2 separate regions of the Homo sapiens genome follow, and region 2 is linked to region 1. A link is an interaction called in ENCODE POLR2A ChIA-PET data of the cell type or tissue named here. Cell type or tissue: MCF 10A. All regions are shown on one strand. Each heading gives the region's core, and the rest is flanking DNA. Links, peaks and the distances in the headings are about the cores only. Region 1 overlaps HMGB3 (high mobility group box 3). Region 2 overlaps MTMR1 (myotubularin related protein 1).

The links. Peaks named below come from ENCODE experiments on the same cell type or tissue, not always from the same donor. Only the 100,000 strongest peaks of a DNase experiment are listed, where the experiment ranks them.
Region 2: POLR2A ChIA-PET joins it to region 1 with 5 read pairs; 9 of 35 experiments call an interaction of 5 or more read pairs at or near these places.

The regions. Positions count from the first base shown.
Region 1 is chrX:150,989,661-150,992,575 of GRCh38, reverse strand. It overlaps HMGB3 (high mobility group box 3), which reads right to left. Exons shown (of 5, transcript NM_005342.4): 5 at 1,805-2,915. Among named protein-coding and RNA genes, the nearest start is that of HMGB3, 7.8 kb to the right of the region's middle. In MCF 10A, for the core only: no CTCF peak of the experiment used is centred there; a DNase peak (open chromatin) is centred at 1,425.
Region 2 is chrX:150,763,856-150,766,770 of GRCh38, reverse strand. MTMR1 (myotubularin related protein 1) reads right to left here. Exons shown (of 16, transcript NM_001306144.3): 16 at 1,663-2,915. It overlaps CD99L2 (CD99 molecule like 2), which reads left to right. Exons shown (of 11, transcript NM_031462.4): 11 at 1-435. Among named protein-coding and RNA genes, the nearest start is that of MTMR1, 72 kb to the right of the region's middle. In MCF 10A, for the core only: no CTCF peak of the experiment used is centred there; no DNase peak of the experiment used is centred there.

The DNA.
Region 1 (2,915 bases), core at 175-2,674:
GAAACTACAGGCATGCACCACCATGCCTGGAATTTTTTTTTTTTTTTTGTATTTTTAGTAGAGATGGGGTTTCATCATGTTGGCCAGGCTGGTCTTGAACACTTGACCTTAAGTGACCCACCTGCCTCGGCCTCCCAAAGTGCTGGGATTACGGGCATGAGCCACTGCACCTGGCTTTGTTGTAAGTTTTCAAATCAGGCCAGGTGCAGTGGCTTACAGGTGTGCTGTAATCCCTACACTTTGGGAGGTCGAGGCAGGAGGATCGAGTCCAGGAGTTTGTGACCAGCCTGGGCAACACAGTGAGACCCTGCCTCTAAAAGAAATTAAATTAGCCAGGTGCGGTGGTGCTACTTGTAGTCCCAGTTACCTGGGAGGATGAGGTGGAAGGATGCCTTGAGCCTGGGAGGTTGAAGCTGCAATGAGCTGTGATTGTGCCACTGCACAATAGCCTGGACAACAGAGCAAGACTCTGTCTCAAAAAAAAAAAAAAAGTTTTAATAAAGTAGTTTTGAAATCAAGAAATGTGAATCCTCCAACTGTTTTCAAGATTGATCTGGGTATCTCCTGCATCTCTTGAATTTCTATATGACATTTAGAATCAGCCTGATTTCTACTAGAGGAAGCCAGCTGGGATTCTAATAGAGATTGCGTTCTAGATCAATTTCAGGAGTATTGCCATCTTAACAATATTAAACCTTCCCATTCATGAACGTGGAATGTCTATTTCCTTAGGTCTTTAATGTTTTGTACTTTTCCCCATGTAAGTTTTGCACTTATATTGTTCATTCCTAAATATTTTATTCTTTTTGATGTTATTGTAGATATTTAAGAGAATGTTTTCTTAGTTTCAGATTGTTCATGGCTGGTATATAGAAATACTAGTTTTTGTATGTTAATCTTGTATACTGCAGATGATCAATTCATTTTTCTAGCAGTTTTATTTGGAGATTCCTTACGGTTATCTGTATACAAGGTCATATCATCTACAAATAGACATAGCTTTGTCTTCTCAATTTCAGTCTGGATGTTTTCTTTTTCTTTTGCCTAATTGCCCTGGCTAGAACTTCTAGTACAATCATGAATAAACCCATGGGTTTTCCTAAACGTCCTATATCAGGTTGAGGAAGTTCCCTTCTACCCTTGTTTTTATCATGAAAGTGTTTGTCAAGGTTTTTGTGTCTATTGAGATGATCATGTGTGTCTTTTTCCTTTTATTGATATGGTATCCCAGCTTCTTTTGAAAGCTGAAATCGTAGGATGCCCAACATATAAAACAGGGTGGGAGGCTGCTCTGGTTGAAGCAGTAAGGGAAGCTTGGGGCCGCCAAGCTGGCTCAATGGCCTTTCCTTACCAGGTAGCCTTGGGCTCCACAGAAAACTGAGCTGGGAGCCAAGAACAGCAAGCGGTCCCTGTGGCTCTCCTCCAGAACTCCTTGTTGGGCATGGCTGAGTCAGCCAACTAAGCCCAGACCCTTGGCCTCGAGGAGCCCTGTGGGCAGGGCTGGCTGATTACAAGTACCCAACCACTTTATCAAATAGTAGCTCGTTAGCATCCTGCAAATTGCCTATTTATCCTGGTCCAGGGCTTCAGAGCCAACTCCCCCTTATGCCTCGGGCCAGGAGGTTGATCTTGGGGCTTTGGAGTCCTTAACACTTAAGTCATTTTGATGGTATCATTCCACTAAATGTTAGTAGTTCAGATCTATGGTTACCACAAAGTTTGCACTTCTAAAACCTTGATGATAATCAACCAAAAGTACAGAGGTTCAGTATCTCAGACAGATCGCAGACAGCCCACTGATTACTTTTTGGGAAGAGTGATTAAGAAACTTTATTACAGAAAATGAATGCATCCAACGTCCCCAAATACATTTGTGACAAGAACAGACACACACAGGAGACACAGACAATAGTCACTACATCACAGCCTTGTTCTTTCCGAAGGATAAAATGTCATTCAAGAATGGGGTGAGGTGGTTAGAGGGAGTAGGTACTATCCTTTTAAATGGGGGAAAAAAAAAAAAAAAGCAACAGGTTGGCATCTTAAGAACACAGACAGTGGGCCCAGAAATCAAGCTAAGCCTAAGCCTTAGGTAACATCATGCCACTTACATCATCTCAGAGAAACTAGGGCATTATTCCACTAGAAGAGCAATCTTGCCACAGTGTGAAAACGTTGAGTAGTGATCTTGCTGCCCCAGCTAATGGACCAAGTGGCCTCAACTTGACAGCCTCTTTAAAACTCAATGTTTGCCTAATCAAAGATCATCTGGCTAAACTGCTCCCCCACTTCTGCTTAGCTACTTTGGAAGCACAAAAGTTACCCCTTTCCATCCTTGGCCCTTCCCTGGTTGGTACATCTAGTTATGAGATAGACGCGCACCACTTAACAAATCACTCCCTTTTGACCGCAGGTTGTTTCTCTTCCATATTTGACGAGGCTGGCAACAGCTCCCGAATCTTGGCCTAGCACATCACGAATTGGGAAGCTAAAGCTTTAGCTTAGAATGCCAAGTGACAAGGACATGGCTGAAGCAGGAGGGGAAATTCTGGAACAAGTGCCTCTGGGCAAACCTCACAACCGAGTTTTTTAAATTAGTGGTCATTTTCTAGAACTAGAGGAACACATTCAGGACAAACAGTTCTGATGGGAGAGCGAATGGCTATGAACACATAAGAGATCAGGCTGTGACCGTGACCATAACTCGTACTCATCCAGGACCCGACAGGGCGGAGAGGACACCGCCTCCAGACATGCAAGTTTCTCAACAGTGAATTTTAAGAAAAAGCTGCTTTCTCTTAAAATTAATAGCACAAAAACACTCCTGCGTGTTTCATAGCCTCAAACATACACACCCAAATATTAATGCTGGGCAATAGCAACACTCACCCACAACACAGTACTGTATCCTTCAT
Region 2 (2,915 bases), core at 276-2,775, 230 kb after region 1:
CTCGACACTGCCACCTGCAGAAGCCTGGCGGGCTCTGGTCACCATGTGTCTATCTGAAGGTTGCACTGGCCAGCATGGGCCTGTCCCAAGCGAGAGGGGAGACACAGTGGACTGAAAGGACTGGTTGAAAGTGGCCAATCTCTATCAGCTTAATTTGGCAGAGAAAATTTGTAACAACTCTGAGCACATGCTGGGTGAAGTCACAGCTCAAGGAAAGATAAAGCTGGGCGGAAGGAGGTGTGCGTGGCTTCTGGGGTGGGACCCAGAGGGGAGGCTCTGGGACAGGGGCTGGGGTTCAGTGCCAGGGCCCTGAGGAAGAAATGGGGACTGATCTCAAAATTCCAGAATTCCCTGTACATCTGTTCACGTGCTTGTGTCCAGGTGTGACTTGTAAACTGTCTAGTGTTTGCATTAAATAAAATGGCACCGAGCAGATTCTTGTCTTCTGATGGTGTTAAGGCACGCCCTTGGTCAAGTGTTGCCACTTTTCCCTAAAGTAAGTAATTTATGATGCAGAGCTGCCCTCCTCCCCCTCCCCCCGCCCCGCCCCCAGCTGAAGGTATTTCTCGAGAAGCTTAGAATTCTTGCATTTACCCCTCAGTGACTGGCTCAGTGTCAGGACTTCCAAGGGTGACTCCTCACCGTACAAGCAGCTAAGGCCAGGGGATGTGGAGCGACCAATGTCCTGGGGTTAGAGAGGGCAGAGGCAGGAGCAGAGTGCTGCGGGGCCGCTCCCGGGCTACATGGGTTGCGCAGTCCGGGGCCTGGAAGCAGCAAAAAGTCCCAGGCTCACAAATCCCAAGTCGACTGCTCTGCCGCCTTCCAAGCAGGCTGGTAACCAGTGGAGGTTCCAGTTAACGCGCAGTTGTTTTTCAACCAGAAAGCTGGGTGAGAAAGGAGCCCTGCACCTCGTCACTTGTTGCAGCCTCATGGAGAGTGGCCCGTTTGGGATGAAGTATGTCCTTCTCATCAGCTCGCATGTTGGCTTCAAATTGAGAAGACGACAGTTCAGTTCAGGGCATTTCAGCATGAAAACAAACAAGATGCAGTGGACCCTGGGTTTTAACATGGAGGTCGGTTGTTTGTTTTTTCATTTTGTTTTGCCAACCTCGGCTTCTAGTGAAATAATAGCATCAGGTCCTCTCAAACCCGAGACCACCATATGCCTGTCTCGTGCAGGAGTTCTGCATGGCTAGCTGCTATGGTCTCACTGCTGGGGAAGGCTGGCTGGCAAGCAGTCCCCTGGGCATCCTCTGTGCCCAGTGAATACCGGGCTCTCTGGCTCACTCAGTAGTAACGTGTGTGGAGAGGGACAGGGACCCCACACCCTTAACAAGAAGACCGACAACACACAGAGGGCACAGGGGGTGGTGTGATTTCATCCAGGCCTTCGTGGCCCTGAAAAGGTGAACGCCCCTTCCTTTGGGGTGGGGGCAGTCTGAGGCCTTAGAGAGCACTGCACTTGCATGCGAAGGACTCATCACCCTGACTGGCTCCTCTCAGGTGTCTCCAGACCTTTCCCCAAGTCGTCCACGTTTTCTCAAGGTTAGAGCTGAGGGCGTTTCTGACTTTACAATCATCAATCAATCAATCAATCAATCAATCAGTATTTCCTGTTTCAGCCAAAATACTTACTTACTTACTTACTTACTTACTTAAGACTCATGATACATTTACAATTTACTGAATGAATTAAATCACATAAAGTTAGTTACTTTACATCATCATATATTAACTGTGCTTGACGCACAGTAAACATTCAATCCATGTTATTTTATTACCGATTTTCCTCAAAGGAAAAATCTACTAAGATACTTACTTACTTACTTAAAAAAGACCAGGGAGCAAACATATGATCATTTTAATTACAGATGATTGAAATACAGTGCAACAGATGAGACAAATACAATACTGTACCAGTTTTTAAAAACCTGAACCATAACGGCTTCGCATTCTAGTACACTTACTTACTTAAAACAAAAATTGCTTAGATAACAAAACTATACTTCAAGTTGTTTTAGAAACAGTTCTGCGCTAGGAACATACAAAGGAAAATGACCCGTTGTGCTTCTTTAAAATCGAATGAGAGTCTCCTCTAGGGTCCTGCTGACAGAGCCCCCCCCAGCCTCCGCCAGGTGAGGTGCACAGGGCCCACTCCAGGCACCAGCTCCCCCCAACTTGGCTTCTCTGGTTTGTCGAAGGCATCATCCAGTCCACACTATGTTTAACAGTCCTAGTCAGCCAGGGGATTACATATTTCTGGGAAGAAAATGGCAAATGTCCCCATTAAAAAAAAAATCAGTATATCAATAATCCAGTATATCCATTCATAAATAAGCTTTCAGATATGTTAGGAACATAAAAGCTATTGTTGAACACGACTTAGCAACAAATCCCACATATGATAAAAAATGGAGAATTGATTTTAGGTTATCAAATTACCTTGAATAAATCTCTCTGGTATCTTCTTATAGAAGGATAATTTTCCGTAAGAATCAGGAGGTTCCCAGTTAAAAAAAAATCCATTCTTTCTCTCTCTACGAAAAAACCCTTAACATATTTTCAAAAATAATAAGGTCAATCTGTAGGCCTTTGCCTGGAATCCAGTAGTTTGAAACCAACCAGCTAACACTGCTATGCAGTCACACTGGGGTTTGACCTCAGGGGCCGCTGCAGCTGCCTCTGCCTCTAAAGGCTGAATTCCTGCAGCCAGTGGCGGGGTGGGGGGGCAGCTGCAGCAACAGGCACGGCACATGGGAGGGGCATGGCCTGCTGGGGCAGGACCCAGGTGTGCAATAGTCATCTGTGGCATGTCACACAGAGGAGCTCAGAGCTATGGCGCTCAAGTGGATTGAACCAATTGGTAAGTTAGTTAATTCCTGCGAGAACCGACGGAGTCACAGAGCTCAAAGTCA